Linked DNA regions of Homo sapiens: region 1 is linked to region 2. A link is an interaction called in ENCODE POLR2A ChIA-PET data of the cell type or tissue named here. Cell type or tissue: MCF 10A. All regions are shown on one strand. Each heading gives the region's core, and the rest is flanking DNA. Links, peaks and the distances in the headings are about the cores only.

Region 1 (14,804 bases), core at 10,651-14,650, 180 kb after region 2:
CCTGTAATCCCACCACTTGGGGAGGCCAAGGCGGGTGGGTCAGTCACTTGAGGTCAAGGAGTTCGAGACCAGCCTGGACAAAATGGTGAAACCCCGTTTCTACTAAAAATACAAAAATTAGCCTAGCGTGGTGGTGGGAGGCTGAGGCAGGAGAATCACTTGAACCCAGGAGGCGGAGGCTGCCGTGAGCCAAGATTGCACCACCACATTCCAGCCTGGGCAACAGAGCGAGACTCTGTCTCAAAAAAAAGCTGCCAATTGCTTGATTGGAATGCTTTCACTTAAAAATAATTCTGTTCTTATTGAGTGTCTGTTATTCTACTGGTTCTCAACTGAGGAGAGGGCCTCCTGGAGGCATATGGAATTGTGTAGGGGCATTTTTGGTTCTTCCAATGTCTTGAGATGTGCATTCCTGAAAAATATTAGGGGTAGCCAGGTATGGTAAATGTCCTGTTCAGAATACCAATATTAACTTAATACCTCATTAATACAGTTAATTATGTTCTTTTTTGGGCATCAATTCTGCTTTTAAGTATAGTTAATCCTTTAGTTATGGAGTCATTCATTTTTCTAGATTATGTCTTTCAAGATTCCTGAGAGAAACTGACTTATCCCTTTTAAAATCTTTGATTAATATACATACATACATATATATATATATATATATATATATATTTTTTTTTTTTTTTTTTTTTTTTTTTTTTTTCTTCTTCTTCTTGAGACAGAATTTCGCTCTGTTGCCCAGGCTGGAGTGAGTGCAGTGGCCCAATCTCGGCTCACTGCAACCTCCACCTCCCGAGTTCAAGCGATTCTCCTGCCTCAGCGTCCCGAGTAGCTGAGATTACAGCACATGCCACCATGCCCGGCTAATTTTTGTCTTTTTATTAGAGACAGGGTTTCACCACATTGGCCAGGCTGATCTCAAACTCCTGACATCAAGTGATCCACCCATCTTGGCCTCCCAAAGTGTTGGAATTACAGGCGTGAGCCCCCATGCCTGGCCTGAGTTGCTTGTGTTCTGACTATCAGAACTGAGTCATCTGGCTAAAGGGTGCCTGGGAAATGCAGTCTTTATGCATGGGTTCTTCTACTGAGAAAGAAGGAGAAAAACGATAAATACCAAGAGACAAATGATAAATATCAGTAGCTTCTTCATATGCCCCTACTTCAAATTCAGGTAGCTCCTTTTAATCTATTTTATACATTTTTGTGTGTGAGGCCTTTGAAAGGATTTTCCTGCTAAAAAGAGTTTGGGAACCATGGTGTGGTGCTGTGCTGTCTCTTCCTTGGGAATATTTGCTACTCATGCAAACACTAATCTTGATGTCTTGGCTCAGGAGTTGAATGACAAAATACAGATGCTCCTCAACTTATGATGGTGTCAGTCCTGAAAAACCCATCATAGGTTGGAAACAGCATTAACTCCAACATTCATTTAATTACAGCCAACCTCCCAAAATCTTAGCCTAGCCTAACCTGCCTTAAAGTGCTCAGAACACTTGTGTTAGCCTACATTTGGGCAAAATCATCTAACACAAAGTCTGGTTTATTACAACATACTGAGTATTTCATGTAATGTATTGAATCTGTGCTGAAAATGAAAAACAGAATGATTGTATTGGTATGCAAAGTGTGGTTTCTATAGAATGCATATAACTTTCACACCATCATAAAGCTGGAAAATCATAAAGTCAAACCGTTGTAAGTCAGGGACCATCTGTTTATAAAAAGCATAAACTCATTATTGTAACTTAATTATAAGCTGATGAGTATGCAAGAAATAAAAACCACTGTGACATTAACATAATTTAGGCATTAGTATCTTGGTTTTTCTGTTTTGTTTTGTTTTGTTTTTTTTTTTTTTTGAGATGGAACTTCGCTCTTGTTGCCCAGGCTGGAGTGCAATGGCGTGATCTCAGCTCACCGCAACCTCCACCTCCTGGGTTCAAGCAGTTCTCCTGCCTCAGCCTCCCGAGTAGCTGAGATTACAGGCGGCTGCCATCACACCCAGCTAATTTTGTATTTTTTGTAGAGATGGGGTTTCTCCATTTTGGTCAGGCTGGTCTTAAACTCCTGATCTCAGGTGATCTGCCCACCTCAGCCTCCCAAAGTGCTGGGATTATAGGCGTGAGCCACCATGCCCGGCTGGTTTTTCATTTTCTAGGTACCACTTTTTTTTTTAAATCAAGTGGTAATATGTTGTATTCTCTCAGTGTAAAAAGATGTAGAAGTGAAGCTGTAAACGAATGAAGCCTTGTTTATAGAAAACTACTGGTTTTTCTTTGTGTATTTGTTTTTTGATAGTTGATAATGTTATCAAGCAGGTTCTCTATATTAGCTTGAAATTTCACTTTGCCATTAGTATTTTTAAGTTTTACAGTTATAAAGCTCATTTATATTTTTGTTAGGTTGAATTGCTGGAAATGGAAAAGTCACAAATCCGTTCACAGTGTGAAGAACTCAAAACTGAAGTAGAACAGTTAAAATCTACAAATCAACAGACGGCAACAGATGTTTCAACATCAAGTAACATTGAGGAGTCTGTAAATCATATGGATGGAGAAAGGTAATATTAAATGAGGCGTTTTTGTGGGGCTGCAATTATGGTTAGGATACTATTTATTTTTATCTGCTAGCACCCATCAAATAGATACTGTTCTGTCAAAAGAAGTTATTGATGGTCTGCTGTGACCCTGGTGTTATGATAGATAAAAAAGAAGTGACACTTCATTATCCTTCCTTTCCAGTTTCTGACCCTTTAGGTTCTATTTAAGTGGAATAGGAATTTAGAAGGGATAAAGCATTTGATTGGTCAGAGTGGTTTTAGAATGCTTTTTGAAGGAAAATAAAAATGGACAAGATATTGAAGAATAGGGGGAATTTGGCCATGAGTAGAAGACAGGAGACTTTTACTGAAACTCACTCCTTCAACCTGTTTTTCTTTTATTGTCGTACTTGGTACCATGTCTTTATGGCTTGCTGTCCTTATTTCACTGTATGCTCACTCTAATCTTTTAGGAAATTGCAAAATTATTAAAAATTGCCATAGTACAGATGATATTAGGAAGAAGTCCTATTAAAACAAGTAGATAGGCCAGGCGTGGTGGCTCACACCTATAATTCTAGCACTTTGGGAGGCTGAGTTGGGCGGATCACCTGAGGTCAGGAGTTCAAGACCAGCCTGGCCAACATGGTGAAACCCTGTCTCTACTAAAAGTACAAAAATTAGCCGGGCGTGGTGGCAGGCGCCTGTAGTCCCAGCTACTCGGGAGGCTCAGGCAGGAGAATCGCTTGAACCTAGGAGGTGGAGGTTGCAGTGAGCCGAGATTGCGCCACTGCACTCCAGCCTGGGTGACAGAGCAAGACTCTGTCTTAAAACCAAGCGTGGTGCCTCATGCTTGTAATCCCAGCACTTTGGGAGGCCAAGATGGGTGGATCACTTGAGGTCAGGAGTTCGAGACCAGCCTGACCAACATGGTGAAACCCCGTCTCTACTAAAAATACAAAATTAGCTTGGCATGGTGGTGCACACCTGTAACCCCAGCTACTTGGGAGGCTGAGGCAGGAGAATCGCTTGAACCTGGGAGAAGGAGGTTGCAGTGAGCCAAGATCGCGCCATCACGCTGTGGCCTTGGCAACAAGAGCAAAACTCCGTCTCAAAAAAAAAAAAAGCTGGTATGGGAACGATTAAAGTATTATCAAAGGTCTAGTGGACTCTTACCATAAAAGCTCACAAAAAAACATGCTCAAAATCACATTCTCCGCATTATCAGACTAAGGAAGAACATCTTGATCCCTTCATAGATTTCCACTCGAGAAAAATCAGTATCTAAATTAAATATGGACTTATTATATTGTAGTGGGGTAGGGAACAAGAACAACTGTAACACTCATTTTATGTGTTTGCCATAATATTTGAAGCAAAAGCTGCCTTACAGTTTAGGTGTTTATTGCTTAAATACTTTTGGGCATTTTTTAAAAAGTCTAGAATGTTGATATTCATAAACTTGGAAGGCATAATTATCTTAATCTATGGTTTCCCAGTGTTTTCAGCAAACCATTGTTCTCTGTAAATGCACGGTAACTTAAGCATGTAATAGGATCAGAGCAGTCCTACAATTATTATTATTATTATTTTTTTGGAGACAGAGTCTTGATCTGATGCCCAGGCTGGAGTACAGTTGCATAATCTCGGCTCACTGCAACCTCTGCCTCCCAGGTTCAAGCAATTCTCCTGCCTCAGCCTCACCAGTAGCTGGGACTATAGGTGTGCGCCACCACGCCCAGCTACATTTTGTATTTTTAGGGAGAGACGGGGTTTCACCATGTTGATCAGGCTGGTCTTGAACTCCTGACCTCAGGCGATCTGCCCGCCTCAGCCTCCCAAAGTGCTGGGATTACAGGCGTGAACCTCTGTGCCCGGCGTAAAAAAAAAGCTGCTTTAACATTGTTTAACACAATGTTTTGCAAGCTTATTTGACCACAGAACCTTTTATTACCTCTTACACAACTATGGATATCTTATAGAACATGTTTTAGATAATTCTGGCTAAGCATGGTGGTTCATGCCTGTAATCCCAGCACTCTGAGGTGGGCAGAATGCTTGATTGAGCCCAGGAGTTTGAGACCAGCCTGGGCAATATAGTGAAACCCCATTGCTACAAATAATAATAATAAAAATTAACCGGGCATGGTGGTGTGGGCCTGTGCTTCCAGCTACTCAGGAGGCTGAGGTGGGAGAATTGCGTGAACCCTGGAGAGCAGTGGTGCCATCGCAGCTCACTGCAGCCTTGACCTCCTGGGCTCAGGTGATCCCCCACCTCACCCTCTTGAGAAGCTGAGACTACAGGTGTCGTCACCAAGCCCGGCTAATATTTTGTGTTTTTAGTAGAGTCAGGGTTTCACCATGTTGGCCAGGCTGGTCTCGAACTCCTGGGCTCCAGCGATCTCCCTCCTCGGCTTCACAAATGCTGGGAATACAGGCATGGGCAAGTGCACCTGACTCATAAAAGTGAATTATTAAAGTAAATTGAGTTCTCTAGGGGAGGTTTTGCTTTTCCTTTTGTTTAATTGTATATTATTCTACGGAGATTTGATTTTGATATTTTACTTTTTAAGGTCTACATGAATCTTAACTTGTAATGCTCATCTAATAAGTTACATATTTGTATTTGCAGCCTCAAACTCCGATCTCTTCGAGTTAACGTAGGACAACTGCTGGCTATGATTGTGCCTGATCTTGATCTTCAGCAAGTGAATTACGATGTTGATGTAGTTGATGAGATTTTAGGACAAGTTGTTGAACAAATGAGTGAAATCAGTAGTACTTAAAGTATATGTTATGTAAGATAAAATATTTGCTCAATTCTTTTGGTTGTACAGCTTTCAAAATATAATTAATTTTGTTTTATAGATATGATAGGCAACAGACTGAAAACCATAATCTTTACTGTATTCTATGCATTCAAATGTGGTCACAAATATTGTGGACACATTATCTTATGTTTTGAAATACCTGTGAATTGTTGGCATTGAGCAGCTGAAGCTAACTCATGACTCTGTTTTGAATGTAAATATTTGTAATTAAGCCTGCACATATTTTTTTATTGCCCTAGAGTACTCAAGTGTTTTTCACCAAGAGCTTTTCAGGTTGCCCCTAAGCTTTGTGCAATTTTTTCTGGTTCCCCAAAGTGTATTTTTCTCTAAGTCGAGGGCTATGCCATAATACAAATGGAAATGTTACCTTTGATTTTCTTATAAAGGAGTTTAAATAGGATTTTTAAATAATGTAGTAACACTCCTGATACAACTCTGGTTATAAGTGAATTGAGCATTAATGTTTCTTTTGTATAAATTCCTGTCCTGAAATATTTTATTCATGAAAATAAGGTAAGCAAAAACCAACTCCATTTTGCCAGGATTTTGTTGTGCTGAGATTGCCAATCACGGTTAAACACAAAGTGTTTTTATAGAATGAAGAAACAGTCTTTAACAGAAAAAAGGTATTGAAATATTAAATGGCCACCAAGTTTACTTTGAAGCCCATTTTTGGCTGTTTAGTCAGCATGAAGTGGGCATGATAATTTTTTAATATTTCTTTTTGTGAAATTTCCTGTACAGCCTTTTGTAGGATTACTACAGGTTAATGTGAGTTGAGGAAGACAGTCTTTCTCAAACAATACTACATACCTTTTATTATATTACAAACCTAAGTGTTTTATATCCTAGAGTCAAGGAACAAATTTCCTTAGGATTATAGTATTACATGCCATAAAATACTATGCTTTATTGGTCCCATGTTTTGTGCAATTTTAAAGAGATGGCTTTCTATTAAGTATAAACTATGTATATATAAGAACCATATTTTCCACAACTAAAATGTGCATTATTTTTTCCAAAGTTTTATCATTGCTATTTATTTTTACCTTTGTTTTTGAACATTCAATCCGTTCATTTTGTATGTATGCTTAATACGTGTCGGTCATATACAGTATTGAATTTTTACTGTATAGTAATTCTGGAAAGAGCAAATAAATGAAGATTGTTTTTATTTGCCTGATAAAGTAATTGAAAGTGTATTTTTGGTATGAAGCTGGTTTTCTGTCACAATTGTAATTTCCCAAATTTTAAAATATCTTATAATAAAATAAAAATATATGATGGCTAACTGTTCAAATGCTACTTTTAAAGACTTAATATTAACCTCAAATTATTTTAAAACTAAAAATGTATTCATTAGACCCTCAACTTGAGCTCATTTTAACTACTTTAATTGCAGTTTATTTTTTGAAGACTGTTTCCATTAAGACTGAGGCTGAGCTCCTCTTTCCTCAGAGCATGTATATTCTGTTTTCAAAAGCTTTTTCTCAGCCTGGCGCAGTGGCTCACGCCTGTAATCCCAGCACTTTGGGAGGCCGAGGCGGGCGGATCACCTGAGGTCGGGAGTTCAAGACCAGCCTGACTAACATGGAGAAATGCCGTCTCTGCTAAAAATACAAAATTAGCCGGGTGTGGTGATGCATGCCTGTAATCCCAGCTACTCAGGAGGCTGAGGCAGGAGAATCACTTGAACCTGGGAGGTGGAGGTTGCAGCGAGCCGAGATCACACCATTGCACTCCAGCCTGGGCAACAAGAGCGAAACTCCGTCTCAAAAAAAAAGGACTTTTCTTTGTATAAATCATTTACTCTAGAGAAACCTTGCCTAAATAATAGCAGCTATGTAAATCATATGTAAGTTTTGTGAATATCTAACTCATGCAGTGGTTCTTTTTGGAATTTGCTATTTTTCCCTTCCTTTTGGCCAGCTTCTCTATGTATTCTTGCAAAAATATTTCCTGTAGCTGTCTGGCTTGATGGGAAAATTAATCATGGGATTAGTAAGAGAAACTTGCTTGCTAAATTGATTCTTTGGAAGCACTTAGATACTTTTTGCTCTTTATGAAGATATTGAAGTATTGCCAAGATATGAGACTTCGAAAATGTGGCTCACAGTTGCAGACAGAACAACTGTTGTTTAACAGAACAACGTGGGCTTTCATGATGTATGTACCTTTCTCTTTCTTTTGTTGCATGTGGGGGACAGTATTGCTTCAACTAATGTTTATTACTTTAAAACACGAAAGGTATGAGGAAGTAAACCAAAACAGTCCACAGTCTTCAAACAGGACCTAGGGTGGCAAAATCAGTGAAAGCTGAGTGAGCACACAGAGCAGGAGGGCATGGCACGTCCCTGTGTGCTTCCTTTGGGCCTCAAATTCTTCATGTGGCAGGTCCAGTTGGTGACGCTGCCTGTGATCTCAGACGCTTGATTCTTGCTGTCACATGAGACGTCTTAAACTTGGGTCATACATCATTGAGGAATCATTTAAGTTCTCACCTCTGGCTGCGTAGTAGAATTACTTGGGGAGTTTTTTAAACTCCCAAAGTCAGGCTGCACCTCACGTTAATTAAGTCAGCGTCCTTGGGGTTAGACCCAGATAACAGTATTTTTCAAGGCCTCCCGGGTTAATTCCAGTGCACCATCAGAGCCAAGCACTGTTGAGTTGTGTCTTCTGTTGAGTATTTATAAATGTTGAACTTGAGTGGTTCACGAAACAAACGGGATCAGCATATCCACTTTCTCACTGGGGCAAGCAGGGGGAGGGAGGGGAAGCAGAGCGGTGCCCCGGTAGAGATGTAAATGAACAGTGAAAAGACTTTCTCCACGGCCTCTAAAGGTAACCACTATTGGCTTTTGTGTGCATACATGCACACATTCATGTGTATGTATTTTATTTACATTAAATTGCGTATATTTGTGTCGATATTTACACAGTGGGATTATACCATATAATTGATAACTAAACATTTCCATATCATTCTTTCAAAAAGCTTAAGTAACATTTCATCATAGGAATATGCTCCTAATGGTTACTTACTTACTTACTTTTCGTTAGAAAGAATATACTGGCTGGGCGCAGTGGCTCGTGCCTGTAATCCCAGCACTTTGGGAGGCCAAGGTGGGTGGATCATGAGGTCAGGAGATCGAGACCATCCTGGCCAACATGGTAAAACCCCATCTCTACTAAAAATACAAAAATTAGCTGGGCGTGGTGGTGGGCTCCTGTAATCCCAGCTACTTGGGAGGCTGAGGCAGGAGAATCACTTAACCCCAGGAGGCAGAGGTTGCAGTGAGCCGAGATCACACCACTGCACTCCAGACTGGTGACAGAGCGAGACTCCGTCTCAAAGTATACTGTGAAGATTAATACATACCACACATGATTTTCCGATTAAATCCAGAGTGTAAATTGTTAACAGTGAATATTGATAGGTCAAAGAATGTATGCCATGTACATTTAAATAAATATTGCCATCCAAAAAAAGGTTGCAGGAATTTATACTTAGGATGAGTAATAAATATGAGTGTTTTCCTCAAAGTCTCTCAAACTTACTTTTGCTAATTTGATATGTGAAAATATGACAGCTGACATTTGTCTCAGTCCTTACATTGGCCATTTTAATTTTCTGTGTTTTATACATGTTCTTTGCCTATTCTTTTCCACTGTGTTCTTGTCTTCTTGCTGTAAAGAAGCTGAAAGCTTGTGTTAATTTGGCCACACACCACCCAAAAACTACCCAGACACACTACCCATTTCTTCCTATTTCAGAAAATCCACAGTAGGTTGTCTTTTTTTTTTTTTTTTTTTTTTTTTTTTTGAGACAGGGTTTCATTCTGTTGCCCAGGCTAGAGTGCAGTGGTGTGATCATGGCTTACTGCAGCCTCAACCTCCGAGGCCCAAATGCTCCAGCTGCCTCAGCCTCCCGAGTAGCTGGCACTAGAGGCGTGCACCACCATGCCCAGCTAATTTTTCTATTTTTTGTAGAGATGGGGTTTCGCCATGTCCAGGCTGGTCTTAAGCTCCTGGACTCAAGCAGTCCACCCTTCTGGGCCTCCCAAATTGTTGGGATTACAGGCATTTGAGCCACCGCGCCTGACTGGTTAAGTCCTATTTTGTGCAGTGTCTCATAAACAGGGACTCACTGAAGTGGCTTGAAAATCTAAATAGAATCCTATCTGCATATTTGTCTGTTGAATGTTGGTCACAGCTCACAAGATGAATGCTATTAATATCTGATTGGCGTAGAGGAAAAAATAAATCTGTTGCTTTTTAGAATTGTCTATTGATCACAGAGTTAACTTTCACATACTAGCCTGTAGGAAGAAAGTCTGGTTAAGAGTTAACAAGAAACCTTTTAAAGCCACAATTTCTTAGAGAGTCATCAGGACTCAATGTCTTGGTAACAAGACAGAATAAATTTAAATTTGAATATAAAGGACTTTTATCCCAACCTGGCTAACAATATTTAGGTTATGTATGTGCTTGATATGTGAATATCTAGAATTTGGCTGTAGTTCGTTTTTTTTTTTTTTTTTTTTTTTTTTTTTTTTTTTTTTTGAGACAAAGTATCATTCTGTTGCCCAGGCTGGAGTGCAGTGGCATGATCACAGTTCACTGCAGCCTCAACCTCTCAGGCTCAAGTGACCTCCCACCTCAGCCCCCACGAGTAGTAGGAACTACAGGCACATGCCACTGCGCCCAGCTAATTTTTGAATATTTTGTAGAGACTGGGTTTGCCATGTTGCCCAGGCTGCTCCAACTTCTGGCCTAAAGCCATCTGCCCGCCTCGGCCTCCCAAAATGCTGGGATTACAGGCGTGAGCCATCACGCCCAGCTGGCTGTATCTTCATAACAAAATGTAATGGTGTTTTATATTCACAAAGGAGTCAAGTCTTCCTAATCTCCCATGGGGTTCCTGTTGGAAGTGAGGCTCTTGGTTTGTACTGTGATCTGAACCATGACTGAATTAAGGTAATTTGAGTATAGAATTTTTTCTGTTCTAGGCAATTGTCTCTTGTTTTGTGACTCCCTTGGTGGGAATCTCTCTCAAAATGTGATATTCATGGAGGCAACTGAAGTACCAGCAAGCTTGTCCAACCTGCCTTGCTTGGTTGTGTTTTTTTAGTTTTTTTTCCCCAGGCTGGTCTCAAGAACTTCTGGGCTCAAGGGATCTGCTCACATTGGCCTCCCAAAGTGTTGGGATTACAGGCATGAACCACTGCTTCTGGCTTTAAATATATATATATTTTTTGAGACAGGCTCTTGCTTTGTCACCCAGGCTCGAGTAGCAGTGGCGCGATCACAGCTCACTACAGCCGCAATCTCCCGGGCTCAGGTAATCCTCCCACCTCAGCCTCCTGGGTAGCCAGGACCACAGGCACACACCACTATGCCCAGCTAATTTTCGTATTTTTTGTGGAGACAGATTTTTGACTTGTTGCCCAGGCTGGTCTCAAAATTCCTGGGCTCAAGCGATGCACTCCCCCACCTCTTAACCTCCTAAAGTGTGGGGATTACAGGAATGAGCCCTAACTTAGGGTTTTGTTTTTTTTGTTTGTTTGTTTTTCTGTACTCTGTATACTCCAGGGTATTTCAGATGTAAGGTATTTCAATACATCTAATAAATTTCCTGGTCTAGACTTGGTGACAGCCATTTCTCCAAAAGTTCTGCTTCATTTTGTGGGAAATGCTATTTGAAGATAATAATCTAGGCACAGATATAGTCATTGTTTCTAGTTAGGCCATTTCTTTTTCTTCTTCTTCTTTTTTTTTTTTTTTTTTTTTTTTCTTTTGCGACAGGTCTTGCTCTGTTGCCCAGGCTGGAGTACAATGGCATAATCATAGCTCACTACATCCTCAAACTCCTGGGCTCAAGTGCTTCGCCTTCCTCAGCCTCCCAAGTACCTGGGACTATAGGTGCATGCCACCATGCCTGGCTGATTTTTTTTTTTTTTTTCTAGATACGGAGTCTTGCTACGTTGCCCACGCTGGTCTTGAACTCCTGGGCTCAAGTGATCCTCCTGCTTCAGCCTCCCAAAATGTTGATATTACCGGCATAAGCCACTGTGCCTGGCCTAGTTTGGGCATTTCTAGGCCTTTTTAGTAGACTGAACTAAAAGAGACTATAATATAGTCTCTTTTGCTGAAAATCTGGGTTCCTAACCACACAAGTATTTGCTCTTCCTAATGTATACATAAATACATAGGTATGCATATATGTAACAATACCAATATTTTCTAGCCATAGTATGACTGAAGGTAAGCTTTCTTTGGGGTAGTATAAAATTTCTGTGTTTGCCAATCACTTGAAATAATAACTCCTTGTGTGCATCACACACATCCATGTTGCTGCCTGTGTCAGTCAGTGTAGAGTTCTCCAGAAAATCGGAGCCCAATATGATAGATGCAAGAGATTGATCAGGAGGAGTGGCTTAAGTGGTTATGGAGTCTGAGAAGTCCCATGATCTGCTGTCTGCAAGATGGAGACCCAAGAAAGCCTGTGGTATAACTTAGTCCCACTCCAAAGCCCTGAGAACCAGGGACACCAGTGGCATAAGTCCTGGAGTCAAAAGACCTGAGAACCAGGAGCTCTGATGTCTGAGGGTGGAAGAGGATGTCCCAACTCAAGAAGAGACAGAATTTGCCCTTCCTCTACTTTTTGTTCTTTTCAGACTCAACAGGTTGGATGATGCCCCAGATACTGCCCAGGTTGGTGAGGGCGGATCTTCTGTACTCAGTCTACTGATTCAAATGCTAAAGTCTTCCAGAAACACCCTCATAGTCAGAAGTAATGTTGACCACCTATCGGGTATGTCTTAGCCCGGGCAAACTGAGGCATAAAATTAACTATCACAGTATTTCTTTTGGATTACCGAGTAGAATACCGTGGTATGAATATGGCACAGTCTGATTACCTTTTCTCCTGTGGGTGGACATTTGGTGTCTTTCTAGTTTGGGGCTATTATGGATAATGATTCTTGTATGAGTTTGCTTTTGTTTTCCTGATATATATGCCAAGGAGTGGAATTGCTGAGTCATAGGGTAGGCGTATCATTAACTTTATTAGACAGTGCTGAACAGTTTTCTAAAGTATTTACATCAGTTTACACTTCCACCAGTAGTGTGCCAGAGGTCCCGTTGTTCTCAATCTCCTGTATTGATTTCCGTCATTTCTATTTTTCTTTTTCTTTCTTTTTTTTTTTTTTTTTTTCAGACTGAGTCTGTTTCTGTCGCCCAGACTGGAGTGCAGTGGCATGATCTTGGCTCACTGCCCTCTGGGTTCAAGTGATTCTAGTGCCTCAGCCTCCGAGTAGCTGGGATTACAGGCGCCACCACCATGCCTGGCTGTTATTATTATTATTATTATTATTATTTTTGAGATGGAGTTCTGCTCTTGTTGCCCAGGCTGGAGTGCAATGGCGCAATCTCGGCTCACTGCAATCTCCGCCTCCCAGGTTGAAACGATTCTCTGGCCTCAGCCTCCTGAGTAGCTGGGATTACAGGTGCCTGCCACCGCGCCTGACCTATTTTTTCTATTTTTAGTAGAGATGGGGTTTCACCATGTTGGCCAGGCTGGTCTCAAATTCCTGACCTCAAGTGATCCGCCCGCTTCAGCCTCCCAGATGCTGCAATTACAGGCGTGAGCCACTACGCCTGGCTTCTCCTAGTTTTCTTATTCTGATATTTGCTCAACATTTTTTTCCAACCCTGTACTGAATTTTGTATGTCTGTTATCAAAGCTTTTTTTTTTTTTTTTTTTGAGACAGAATCTCACTCTGCCACCCAGGCTGGAGTGCAGTGGTGCCATCTCAGCTCACTGCAACCTCCAAGTCCCGGGTTCAATGGATTCTCTTGCCTCAGCCTCCCTAGTATCCCGAGTAGCTGGGATTACAGGCACACACTACCACTCTGTATAGTTTTTGTATTTTTATAGAGAAGGGGTTTTGCCATGTTGGCCAGGCTGGTCTGGAACTCCTAGCCTCAAGCAATCTGCCTGCTTTGGCCTCCCAAAGCGTTGGGATTATAGATGTGAGCCACCATGCCCGGCTCAGATTTTGATTTTAGAATGTTCACACTTACAAATGGAAATTAAAATGCCTTGAGAAGTTTTTTTTCGAAGCTGAGTTAAGAGTTAGTCCCTTTATATCAATTTTCATTATTAAAAAGTTCTCAGGAACCAAATAACATTGGTCCCCTTAAATTGAGGCAGTTCTGCTCAAAATGGATGCTTGGGGCCCAAGCTGAACAACAGTGGTTGTTGAGGAATCTAGTTAGAATTGCGTTATAGGAATTCCCTTTTTTTTTTTTTTTTTTTTTTTTGAGACAGAGTCTCGCTCTCTCGCCCAGGCTGGAGTGCAGTGGCACGATCTCGGCTCACTGCAAGCCCCGCTTCCCGGGTTCACGCCATTGTCTTGCCTCAGCCTCCCGAGTAGCTGGGACTACAGGCGCCCGCCGCCACGCCCGACTAATTTTTTGTAATTTTTGTAGAGATGGGGTTTCACCATGTTAGCCAGGATGGCCTCGATCTCCTGACCTCATGATCCGCCCACCTCGGCCTCCTAAAGTGCTGGGATTACAGGCGTGAGCTACCGCGACCGGCAGGAATTCTTTAGTCCAACATTTGTGGTGCAAACTTTGAGGTTTTGAACAAATACTTTTTTTTTTTTTTTTGAGAAAATATTTGACAGCCCAGGGCCTCTCTCTAGAGCCGCATCCCCTGCCCGTGTTGGCTCATCAAGTTGGCACTGAAGTCGGATCTCTAAAATGTTCGCCAAGAAAGCCAACTCCTTCATGTACTTTTAATACTTAAAGCATGTGTTTTTATCTTTTAAATCCACAGTTCAGAGTCGTGACACTTCAAGAGGTGGGCAGATTATTCATTTGTGAATGAACAGCATTTATGAGAAATTTGGAGAAATTTTATGTTTGAGAGACACGAAGAATCCAGAGCTTTCCAAAACAGACTGATGATCACACCCACCGGGGAGTTTATGAAAATGCAAGCCCCTGGAGCACGGGCCTCTGCTGGATATTCGGAATCATGGGGCTGAGTAGGGCCAGGAATCTGTACTTTTAGAACAGCCATATTATCTAAAGTATATAGTCATTCCCAGTCCAAGCTCTGTAAATCCTGAAGAGAAAAATCTAAAAACTGCATATCCGGATTATGTTATTCTAGCTTCCTGTAGAAATCAGGCTTCAAGGAGCATACAGCCATTCTCATCAACATGAGACACGGATTTGTAGGCAATTTCTGTACCTTTCATAAAGCTGGCTAAAAGCATCAGCCGGTATTTATATAAGAATCCATGTCTGTTCTTTTTTTCCAAAAATCCTAGAGCAGTTGGCTCCTCAGATAACCCTGTGTGTTTCTTTTATCCAGTAAAAGCAGCGCATCCAGAGGTACTTGTTTCCTGGCCTTC
Region 2 (11,756 bases), core at 6,776-10,775:
TCTTGATAAGCAGTCTGAGTTTGCCTTTAGTGCACCTTTTCTTCAACAGAAATCAGTTGCCTGTCTCAGATGGGCCTTGCTCACATTATTCACATGGGCTGGGTACAGTGGCTGACACCTGTAATCCCAGCACTTTGGGAGGCCAGTGCAGGTGGATCAATTGAGCCCAGGGGTTCGAGGCCAGCCTGAGCAACATGGCAAAATCCCATCTCTACGAAAAAATACCAAAGATGCTGGGCATGATGGCTCATGCCTGTAATCCCAGCACTTTGGGAGGCCAAGGCAGGTAGATCACTTGTGGCCAGGAGTTCAAGACCATCCTGGCCAATGTGGCTCAACTTGTCTCTACTAAAAAATACAAAAATTAGCCAGGTGTGGTGGCACATGCCTGTAATCCCAGCTACTTGGGAGGCTGAGGTGGGAGAATCACTTGAACCTGGGAGGTGGAGGTTGCAGTGAGCTGAGATTGCACCACTGCACTCCAGCCTTGGTGACAGAACAAGACTCTGGCTCAAAAAAAAAAAAAAAAAAAAAATCCCCCCAAAACAAAAAAAAAATCAGCAGGGTGTGGTGGTGCACGCCTATAACCCTGGCTACTCAGGAGACTGAGGTGGGAGGATTGCTTAAGCCTGGGAGTTAGAGGTTGCAGTGAGTTGCAATCACACCACTGCATTCCAGTCTGGGTGACAGAGTGAGACCCTGTCTCAAAAAATCAAAACATGATAAACATGGTCAACATACAGTGAACAAGTTCATTCCACTTTTACTGGTTACAGCCTCAGTTCTGGGCTATGTGTCTTTTTCTATGTCTTTTTCACATTAAATGAAGTGAGGTAACACATGTAAATGAGAAAAAATAGCAATCAGTTCTATTAATTTGAAATGAGTGGTTGTGGTTCCTTGCAATTGCGTTCATATGAAAAGAGATCTATCAGTCAGGATAGGGAAAGTTATGCACAGTAACAAACAATCCTCAAATCATGGTGACTTTTACAACATGGTTTATTTCTGCCTTACTGGATCAGAAAGTAGTTTCTGCTTTCTGAAATTTCTCAGGGGCTTTATCTCAACCTGTGTTTCCATAATCTTAGAGGCAGGGAAAAGAGAAGTGATAAGCTATGAGTTGGCTTTGAAGATCTGTGCCAGAAGTGACTCCCATAATTCTATTCATCTTGTTGGCCCCAAGTATGTCACGTTGCCGTGCCTATACTCAAAAGAGCAGAAGAAAGGGATCCTGCTGTGTGCACAGACTGAGGGAACCTCTTAGGAATCCCAGATGCTCCCCATGGGAAGTACTTAACATCTTTTTTGTCCCAAATAGCAGAAGTCTTAGAGTATAATGAGCAAAAATGAGATTTGGTAGTGTTAAAAAGAGAAAACTCTGCCTTGACAAAAATAATGGTACAGGTCAAGACAGCTTTTAGCTCTCCTGCTCTTGAATCCATGGAGAAAGCTTGTTAGCCTGTGATCAGTAAGCCATGGGAGTCGTGGAAATGTTTTCTGCGGGCTGGCTGGGCATTGCTGGTGGTGAAGCTGGATGTTGGCTGCCTGACCGTTCTATGTGTTTGAAATTGCCCATGAGCAAATGTACTGTTTGCTATCCATTATCCACGTTCATTCCTTCTCTGCTGCTACCGTCAGTCTGTTTTCATCCTTTGTGACAGTGTGGAAGTTAAGTGGCCTCTCCTCTGTTCTTTTTTTTTTTTTCCTTTTTGGAACATAAGCACATTTTTTCACATTATTTTATTAGCATTCCCTTTGTTTTAAGGTATCACATTCTTCATAAATGATGTTTTAAGGGCTAGGCGCAGTGGCTCACACCCATAATCCCAGCATTTTGGGAGGCTGAGGCAGGAGGATTGCGTGAGCCCAGGAGTCTGAGACCAGTTGATCATTCTGAGCAATGTAGGGAGACCTTGTCTCTACAGAACAATCTTTTTAAATTAGCCAGGCTTGGTGGCATGCACCTGCAGTCCCAGCTATTCAGGAGGCCAAGGTGGGAGGATCACTGGAACCTGGAGGTTGAAGCTGCATGGAACCATGATCGCACACTTGCTCTCCAGCCTGTGTAACAGAGTGCAACCCTTTTTTGATGACCACTAGTTATATCTGATTTTTTTTTTTTTTTGAGATGAGATGGAGTCTCACCCTGTCGCCCAGGCTAGAGTGCAGTTGGCTCACTGCAACCTCTGCCTCCTGGGTTCAAGTGATTCTCCTGCCTTAGCCTCCTGAGTAGCTGGGATTATAGGCACGCGCCACCATGCCCGGCTAATTTTTTGTGTCTTTAGTAGAGACAGGGTTTCATCATGTTGGCCAGGTTGGTCTTGAACTCCTGACCTTGTGATCCACCCACCTCTGCCTCCCAAAGTGCCAGGATTATAGGTGTGAGCCACTGCACCTGGCCATATCTGATTTTTTTTAAAGATGTCATTTTATTGAATTTGAGAATTCACTTAGACCACAGATATCTGATGAAAAATATTCTTGTTTTCCTTGTCTTCCTTTCATGTCCTGCATAACCTGAGTGTGCTTTAGAGGTGGGATCGTAGTGTTTGCGTACAAGAGGAAAGTTGTCATGGCCCTGTGGTCATGAGGCTGAGGGCCCACGATTCTGATGTGGATGGAATGCAGCTGGCATTGCACATGTCTTAGATGCTCTTCCCAACTGCCCGCTTTGTTCTAGGCACTGTGCAGGGTGCTGGAGACAGCAGAGAAGAGTGAGATAGTCCCTGCCCTCGCACTGTAGAGGGAAGGCCTGTTCTGCCTCCCTGAGATGGGGGCACTGAGCTAAATCACACGTGAGGAAGAGTTAGCAAGGTGGCCGGAAGGGCATTTAGGCAAGGGGCAGTGAAAGGAAGGCTGGAGCCGTGCTTGGGAGACCTTTTAAGAAACGTGAACTTGGCCAGATGCAGTGGCTCACGGCTGTAATCCCAACAATTTGGGAGGCCGAGGCGGGTGGATCCCTTGAGGTCAGGAGTTCGAGACCAGTCTGGCCAACATGGTGAAACCCCATCTCTACTAAAAATACAAAAAATTAGCTGGATGTGGTGGCGTGTGCCTGTAATCCCAGCTACTCAGGAGGCTGAGGAAGGAGAATCGCTTGAACCCAGGAGGTACAGGAGGTGGAGGTTGCAGTGAGCCAAGATCATGCCATTGCACTCCGGCCTGGGCAACAGAGCAAGACTCCGTCTCAAAAAAAAAAAAAAAAGAAGCGTGAACTTTTACCCTGTAGGCCTTCAGTAAATATTTGTGTGAGCAAATGAACTACTTATGCAGATCATTCCCTGATAACATCAGACACTGTGTTATAAGATTAAGCCGGCCAGGCGCAGTGGATCACATCTGTAATTTTAGCACTTTGGGAGGCCGAGGCGGGTGGATCACAAGGTCAGGAGATTGAGACCATCCTGGCTAACGCGGTGAAACCCTTTCTCTACTAAAAATACAAAAAATTAGTCAGGCATGGTGGCGGGCACCTGTAGTCCCAGCTACTTGGGAGGCTGAGGCAGGAGAATCGCTTGAACCTGGGAGGCAGAGGTTGCAGTGAGCTGAGATTGCGCCACTGCATTCCAGCCTGGGTGACAGAGCAAGACTGCATCTCACAAAAAAAAAAAAGAAAAAAAAAGATTAAGCCATGAGGGGCCTCCCACGCACAAAGTTCTGCCCATGGTTACTCTGTGCCACGAAGGACAGCATCGATCTGTTCACACTCTCGACCTTGCTTCTCGGGTACAGCAAGCACTCTGGGATGCTTTCCCGCAGACGTGTCGTGTATCCTGCTTATGGAAGCCTAGCTTGGGACTACCATTGCTCCAGCCCAGTGGGGTGGTGCTGTTTTCCTCCTGGAGAACACGGGTTCCTCCCAGCACCATCTCCAACTGGTAGAAATGTCAGGCGTCACAGCCTGGAAGGCTTTAATCCCAATCCATATCTTCTGAGTGAGCCCCTACTCATGGCTTCCTGAGATGGAGAAGCACACGGCCCTCACCCATCACGGGCTCAGAGGTGTGACCGAGAAGCTGGCCACCTACTAAGAAAGTCCTTGTGCCTGCCTCATCTCCAGCGCTGCCAGAGCTGCTGTGGACTCTCGCCATGCAGTCCCTCTGCCCCTTTGTTGTGTATGTCTCTTTCTTACAGCCACACTGGGACATGGCTGCAGTCTCTCTGGCTTCAGCAGATCCACTCTCCATTGTAAATATCGCTGCCTTCTTCCTCATGTGTTTTTTTTGTCTTGTTTGACAGGCTCTTCAGAGTAACCTGAGGTACTCCTTGTTGCCAAGACGGCTCCTCATCAGCAAAAGATTAGCTCAGTGTTTGCACCCTGCCCTGCCCAGTGGTGTCCACTTAAAAGCTCTGGAAACCTACGAGATTATCTTTAAAATCGTGGGGACCAAATGGCTGGCCAAGGACTTGTTTCTGTACAGGTGCGATTGCTTCTCTGCTGTGTTCCTTTTTATTACCCAAGTAACCGGTATTTCAGCTCACAAGATGAGAAAATGACAAACAGGCAAAATAAGCGTAGGGCTGTGTGTGCAACAGTTTATCATAAAGCCATCACCAGGAGACGTCACTGGGCGCCTTCTGGAGTCTATCCGTCCTAACTTTGCTTTCTTTCTTTTTTTTTTTAAATTTAAGTTCTAGGGTACATATGCACAACGTGCAGGTTTGTCACACATGTATACATGTGCCATGTTGGTGTGCTGCACCCATTAACTCGTCATTTACATTAGGTGTATCTCCTAGTGCTATCCCTCCCCACTCCCCCGACCCCATGACAGGCCCCAGTGTGTGATGTTCCCCTTCCTGTGTCCAAGTGTTCTCATTGTTCAATCCCCACCTATGAGTGAGAACATGCCATGTTTGGTTTTTTGTCCTTGCGATAGTTTGCTGAGAATGATGGTTTCCAGCTTCATCCATGTCCCTACAAAGGACATGAACTCATCCTTTTTTATGGCTACATAGTATTCCATGGTGTATATGTGCCACATTTTCTTAATCCAGTCTATCATCGATGGACATTTGGGTTGGTTCCAAGTCTTTGCTATTGTGACTAGTGTTGCAATAAATATACGTGTGGATGTGTCTTTATAGCAGTTTGATTTATAATCCTTTGGGTATATACCCAGTAACGGGATGGCTGGGTCAAATGGTATTTCTAGTTCTAGATCCTTGAGGAATCGCCACACTGACTTCCACAATGGTTGAACTAGTTAACAGTCCCACCAACAGTGTGAAAGTGTTCCTATTTCTCCACATCCTCTCCAGCACCCCATTTTGACTTTGCTATAAGGGAACTTTAGCATCTGAACGTGCGGACAGCTTCATTGCTGGCTTGTTACGTAACAGTGTTTTGTGACCATCTCATGTCATACCCACACATCGAAACCAGCAGTTTAAATGGCCAGCTGTTTGCTTGTGAAAACTCCCCTCGGCTGGCTTGTCACCTGGGACTTCTGACTGGGTATCTTATTTCTGCCCCGCTCCCTCTCGTTCTTTCTCGAAGCTGCGGGTTATTTCCTCTCCTGGCACACGCGGCGGTGTCGGTGAGGCCGGTGCTGCTCACCCTGTACGAGAAGTACTTCCTCCCACTGCAGAAGCTGCTCCTGCCCAGTCTGCAGGCCTTCATCGTGGGCCTGCTGCCCGGCCTTGAAGAGGGCTCCGAGATCTCCGACAGGTGCGTGGGCGTCTTGTCCAGGCTGTGTTTACTCCACTGCTTTATAAGACGCGGGGAGGGGGCCGGGCGCAGTGGCTCACGCCTGTAATCCCAGCACTTTGGAAGGCCAAGGTGGGTGGATCACAAGGTCAGGAGATGGAGACCATCCTGGCTAACACGATGAAACCCTGCCTCTACTAAAAATAAAAAAATTTAGCCGGGCATGGTGGCGGGCGTCTGTAGTCCCAGCTACTCGGGAGGCTGAGGCAGGAGAATGGCGTGAACCTGGGAGGCGGAGCTTGCAGTGAGCCGAGATCGCACCACTGCACTCCAGCCTGGACAACAGAGACTCTGTCTCGAAAAAAAAAAAAAAGACACGGGGAAGGAAGTGCAGAGACATGGGAAGCAGCAGTAGGTGTGGAGGTCGGGTTGCTCTTTCACATTTCCTTGGTGGTTGTGATTTCAAATTCCTCCCGGGAATCTCTCTTGTCTCTTTACCAAAGGGGAAGTCCCGAGCCCGGAGAGATGAGATCCTTTAGGCGGAGAGAAATGTAGCTCATTAATAAGGGAGACCATAGTGCAGGGTTCCCATGATGTCCTGTCCCGTTACGGAGTTACCCACAGAGTCACCATGTGTGGAGGGAAGACATACCCTCTTAGGGCGCCTAGTGTGGAGGAAATGAAGGGACCCTTTCCTGGGCACTTGCAGCGTGCATTACACACATGATCACATTGTGTAATGAATTCCTCTGCTCCAGGAGTTACCTCCATTTACAGGTGAGGGTCAGAGGGTAAGAAGGTTTCCCAGTCGCACAGTCAGTGAGCCCCACAGCTGGGATTCTATTCCACTGTATCTATTGGATTCTTTTTTTTTTTTTTTTTTTTGAGACAGAGTCTTGTTCTATCACCCAGGCTGGAGTGCAGTGGTGCGATCTCGGCTCACTACAACCTCCGCCTCCTGGGTTCAAGTGATTCTCCCGCCGCAGCCTCCCAAGTAGCCAAGATTACAGGCTCGTGCCACCACACCCAGCTAATTTTTGTATTTTTAGTAGAGATGGGGTTTCCCTCTGGCGGCCAGGCTGGTCTCAAACTCCTGGCCTCAAGTGATCCGCCCACCTCAGCCTCCCAAAGTGCTGGGATTACAGGCGTGAGCCACCACACACGGCTCATATCAGATTCTAAAGTCCTTCTTCTTTCCATTAAACTAGGCTGCTTCTAAATTAAAAAGCAAAGCCAGGGCAGGGCTTGAGAAGGCAATTTAGTGTGATGTGAAGCAGAATATCTTGACAGGTTTCAGTAGCACCTTGGAGAAATCTATAGCACTCATATGCACAAAAGTTCATGTAGCTTTGTGTGTGTGTGTGTGTGTGGTCACTGCTTAGGAATGGGAGAAAGTGTGAATCTGTTCCGACTATTGAGTATGGCCGGGCACGGTGGCTCACACCTGTAATCCCAGCACTTTGGGAGGCCAGAGCAGGTGGATCACTTGAGGTCAGGAGTTCAAGACCAGCCTGGCCAACATGGTGAAACCCCATATCTACTAAAAATACAAAAAAATTAGCCGGACATGGTGGTGTGCGCCTGTAATCCCAGCTACTTGGGAGGCTGAGGCAGGGGAATAGCTTGAGCCTGCGAGGTGAAGGTTGCAGCGAGCCGAGATTGCACCACTGCACTCCAGCCTGGGTGACAGAGTAAGACTACGTCTCAGAAAAAAACAAACAAACAAACAAAAACCAGACTGTTGAGTATACACAGTGACCTTTGTTTCCGGAGAAGTATAAAGTAAGAACTCACTTCCAGCTTATTAACTCTTCTGAGAGATGCCACAGTGATTCACCTCTGTTAATGGGACCTGTTTTAAGAGCCCATGTTCAGTCACTGGTGACTTTTGTGCTTGTAAAAGCTGCCATGTGATTACACAACGCGCTGCTCATATTACCCTGTGCTGGAGGCCCTAGTCAGGTCACCCTTTCCTGTGGTGTCAGCTGTGACTGAGGGGTGCAGGAGGCTGGAGTCTAACCCAGGAATCAATCCAAGGTCCATTTGCACGGCTCCCCCAGCCTTAAGTAAACCAAGTAATCAGAATGGTTTGAAGGGTTAGTTAGGAAGTGGCCAAGGGTGCATTTCGTGAGCTCTATATCAGGACTTGACAGATGTAACTAAAACATTGCACTTTAACCATTTCAAGCTCTCACATAGACCAGGTGTTGGCTCTCCATTTCCCAAAGGAGAATCCACCTTTACAGTTTCTACCTTAGGAGGCAGAATCTGTCTCGTTGCGGTTTTAAGCCCAGCGCCAGGCCCTGTGGCTGGTACACGGTGAGACTCGGTAAGTGTGTGTTGAGTTAACGAGTGGTCCAGGTCACATAGGAGGCAGCTGGAGGACATTGCCAGACTCCATGCCAATGGACTCCTAATCCCAGGCCCTTTCTAGAAGTTCTGCTGTGTTTGTGTTCTGATGACAGATATGTGAGTATACATCCTACATGATTTTTCCATCATTGGACAGATGAACACATTAGTTCCCTAAAGCTTACTGTGATCTTTTAAATCTGTGTGAATCACACTAGAAGTGTAAATAGTTGGAGTGTTTTTGTTTTCTTAGTTGATAAATAAAGGTTCATTTGAACAGTTGCTAAAGTTGCTTAACATTGATTTTTTTTCTGAATATTGTGATTTCTTGACATTGAACCAAGAGCCAAGTAAAGCTTCATGAATCACCGAATCTATTTAGCTGTGACAGAAAACCAAATGCAGTGTGGCACCCAGAAGTGATTAGTTATCAGCTCTCCAAGGTGGATGCAGGTGAAAGGTTATACAATAATCTCTGAGCCAGTGTGTTGCAGCCACAGTAATTGAAGTGACTGTACAAGATTTTTTGGTTGCTATATCCATTTCAGTCTGAGACGGTTTGGTAACTGTTCCCAGAAGTGCTTGGGTAGCCAGGTGTGGTGACAGGCACCTGTAATCCCAGCTATTTGGAAGACTGAGGCAGAAGAATCACTTGAACCTCGGAGGTGGAGGTTGCAGTGAGCCAAGATCGCACCACTGCACTCTAGCCTGGGCAACAGAGCAAGACTCCATCTCAAAAAAGAAAAAAAGTGCTTGGGAATTGAGTGAAACACCCCAACAAATGTGCAGAGAGCAGAAAGGGAGGGTGCAGTGGGGGGGGTCATGATGAGCACGTGGGTAGAAATTGCAAAGTGGTGAGTTAGGTTGAGCTGGTGAAGGCTGGGATGACTCACAGGTTTCATGTAGGTGGAGGCTGTCCCTGGTGTGTGCTTTTTAGTGAACCATAAGGAATGAAACTTTTGGCCCCTGTTAGAACTTATTATCCACCCTGGCTTTCTAACCCTTTGGGGTCTGCAGATAACCTATGACTGGTCAGAAATCCTTTTTTTTTTTTTTTAAGTGCCCATGAAATAGCTACATAGCTGTGTTTTGCTGTACTAAGAAAACAAGATTAGAACAGGGAAAGCACTAAACTCTTCTTCTCAGGAGATGAGGAGAGGTGAATGTTTTAAATGGTTTGTAAGAAGGCAACAACTAGCTCACCAGATATTTCCATTTAAATCAGTAATTTTCAATGTAGTAGTAATTTTGCCTCTCAGGGTACATTTGACAATATCTGGAGACAGTTTTGGCTGTCACAACTGGGGGTGGGGAGGGTGCTACTGATATTTAGTGGGTAGAGTCCAGGAGCTGCTGAACATTTTACAATGCACACAGGTGCCCCGACAACAAAGACTTACCTGGTCCCAGATGTCAGTGGGGTGGACGTTCAGAAACCCTGGCTTAAAGAGTTGAAAAATATTTATTGACATTTCTTTTCTTTTGGAGCTCATTAATAAGGGAGGCCATAGTACAGAGTTTCCATGATGTCCTGTCCCATTAAAGAGTTACCCACAGCGTCACCATATGAAGAGGGGAAGACGTACCCTCTTAGGGCCCCTATCGTGGAGGAAACAAATGGACCCTTTACTGAGCACTTGCGACGTGCATGACCCACATGATCACATTGAATTCCAGGGTCTTGCTGTGTACCCAGGCTGGAGTACAGTGGCAGGATTATAGCTCACTGCAGTCTCAACCTCCAAGGATAAAACGATCCTCCGGCCTCAGCCTTCCAAAGCACTGAGATTACAGGCATGAGCCACCCCTTTTGGCTGACATTTCTATTTTTTTTTTTTTTTTGAGACAGTCTCGCTCTGTCGCCCAGGCTGGAGTGCAGTGGCGCAATCTTGGCTCACTGCAACCTCCACCTCCCGGGTACAAGCGATTCTCCTCCCTCAGCCTCCCGAGTAGCTGGGACTACAGGCATGCACCATGACACCTGGCTAATTTTTGTATTTTTAGTAGAGACGGAGTTTCACCATGTTGGCCAGGCTGGTCTTGAACTCCTGGCCTCAAGTGATCCACCTGCCTCAGCCTCCCAAAGTGCTGGGATTACAGGCGTGAGCCACTGCACCCAGCACCAACATTTCTTTTGGTTGGTTTCAGGCACTGTGATCATGATCTGTGCTGGTTCGAGGCTTTTTTTTTGCCCCCTCTTTAGCGCTGTTTCTGACCTGCAGTTTACAGTACAGGGTGCTGTTGTCACTGCCCTGCCTCTTCAGTTTCAGATGATTGTACCAAAGCGGTGCTGTCTTGTGACAGCTTGGCTTTCCATGGTTGTCCTTTTGGCAAGCAGCTGCAGAACCAAAGTTGTGGAGTGCTTGGGATTTGCGGTGCCCGGCCCATGCCACTCACCTGCTCTCAGTTGTGGAGTGGAGCATGCCAGTGTCATTTGAAGGAGCTGCGTTTGCAGGAGGCATGAGAGAGCATAAGCTGGGATGAGTTAGGAAGGATGGAAATACTTGGGGTTTGGAAGTTGGGTTTTTTTTTTTAATGTTTGTTGGTTTTTTGTTTGTTTTTGTTTTGTTTTTTGAGATGGAGTCTCACTCTGTTGCCCAGGCTGGAGTGCAGCGGTGCAATCTTGGCACCCTGCAGCCTCCACCTCCTGGGTTCAAGCAATTCTCCTGCCTCAGCCTCACGAGAAGCTGGGATTACAGGTGCGAACCACCATGCCCAGCTAATTTTGTATTTTTAGTAGAGACGGGGTTTTACCATGTTGGCCAGGCTGATCTTGAACTCCTGGGCTCAAATGATCCACCTGCCTTGGCCTCCCAAAGTGCTGGGATTACAGGTGTCAGCCACTGTGCCTGGCCCGTTTGTTGGTTTTGAATTAAAAGTTTAGGGTTCCCAGTGGGGCATGGTGGCTCATGCCTGTAATTCCAGCACTTTGGGAGGCCGAGGCGGGGGGTTACCTGAGCTCAGGTGTTCAAGACCAGCTTGGCCAACATGGTGAAACCCCGTATCTACCAAAAAAAAAATACAAAAATTAGCCAGGCATGGTGGCGGCTGCCTGTAATCCCAGATACTCAGGAGGCTGAGCCAGGAGAATCACTTGAACCTGGGAGGCAGAGGTTGCAGTGAGCCAAGATCGTGCCATTGCACTCCAGCCTGGGCAACAAGAGTGAAACTCCGTCTCAAAAAAAAAAAAGTTTAGAGTTCTGGACTGTAAACTGCACACTAATATTGGAATTTAACAACCGAGATGATCATAGTAACTCTTGTTGAGTAGGAAGTTATTTCGTTTTTAACCCCGTTTATTTTGCTCTCTCATACCAAAGGTTTGTCATAGTTGCTGTTGTTTCTACTATGATGTCATTTAAATTGTTAGTATGCATCCATTTTTTTTAGAATAAAATGAGACTTAAAAAACAAAGCTGGCTGGGCACAGTGGCTCACACCTGTAGTCCCAGCACTGAGAGGCCATGCAGGGTGGACCACTTGAAGCCAAAAGTTCAAGACCAGCCTGGGCAACATGGTGAAACTCTGTCTACATATAAAATGCAAAAATTAGCCCAGTGTGGCAGCATGGGTGTGTAGTCCCAGCTACTCAGAGGCTGAGGCAGGAAAATTGATTGAGCCCAGGAGGTCAGGGCTGCAGTGAGCTGTGTTCATGCCACTGCACTCCAGCCTGGGTGACAGAGTAACACCCTGCCTCAAAAAAAAAAAAAAAATTATTTCTTTAATAGAAAGCTAGTAGCCAGTTTTCAGA

The links. Peaks named below come from ENCODE experiments on the same cell type or tissue, not always from the same donor. Only the 100,000 strongest peaks of a DNase experiment are listed, where the experiment ranks them.
Region 1: POLR2A ChIA-PET joins it to region 2 with 5 read pairs; 3 of 35 experiments call an interaction of 5 or more read pairs at or near these places.

The regions. Positions count from the first base shown.
Region 1 is chr21:36,369,966-36,384,769 of GRCh38, forward strand. It overlaps MORC3 (MORC family CW-type zinc finger 3), which reads left to right. Exons shown (of 17, transcript NM_015358.3): 16 at 2,409-2,566; 17 at 5,178-6,667. The coding sequence ends at 5,331. Among named protein-coding and RNA genes, the nearest start is that of CHAF1B, 8.0 kb to the right of the region's middle. In MCF 10A, for the core only: no CTCF peak of the experiment used is centred there; no DNase peak of the experiment used is centred there.
Region 2 is chr21:36,194,828-36,206,583 of GRCh38, forward strand. It overlaps DOP1B (DOP1 leucine zipper like protein B), which reads left to right. Exons shown (of 37, transcript NM_001320714.2): 3 at 4,243-4,424; 4 at 5,504-5,674. Among named protein-coding and RNA genes, the nearest start is that of DOP1B, 44 kb to the left of the region's middle. In MCF 10A, for the core only: no CTCF peak of the experiment used is centred there; DNase peaks (open chromatin) are centred at 7,564 and 8,874.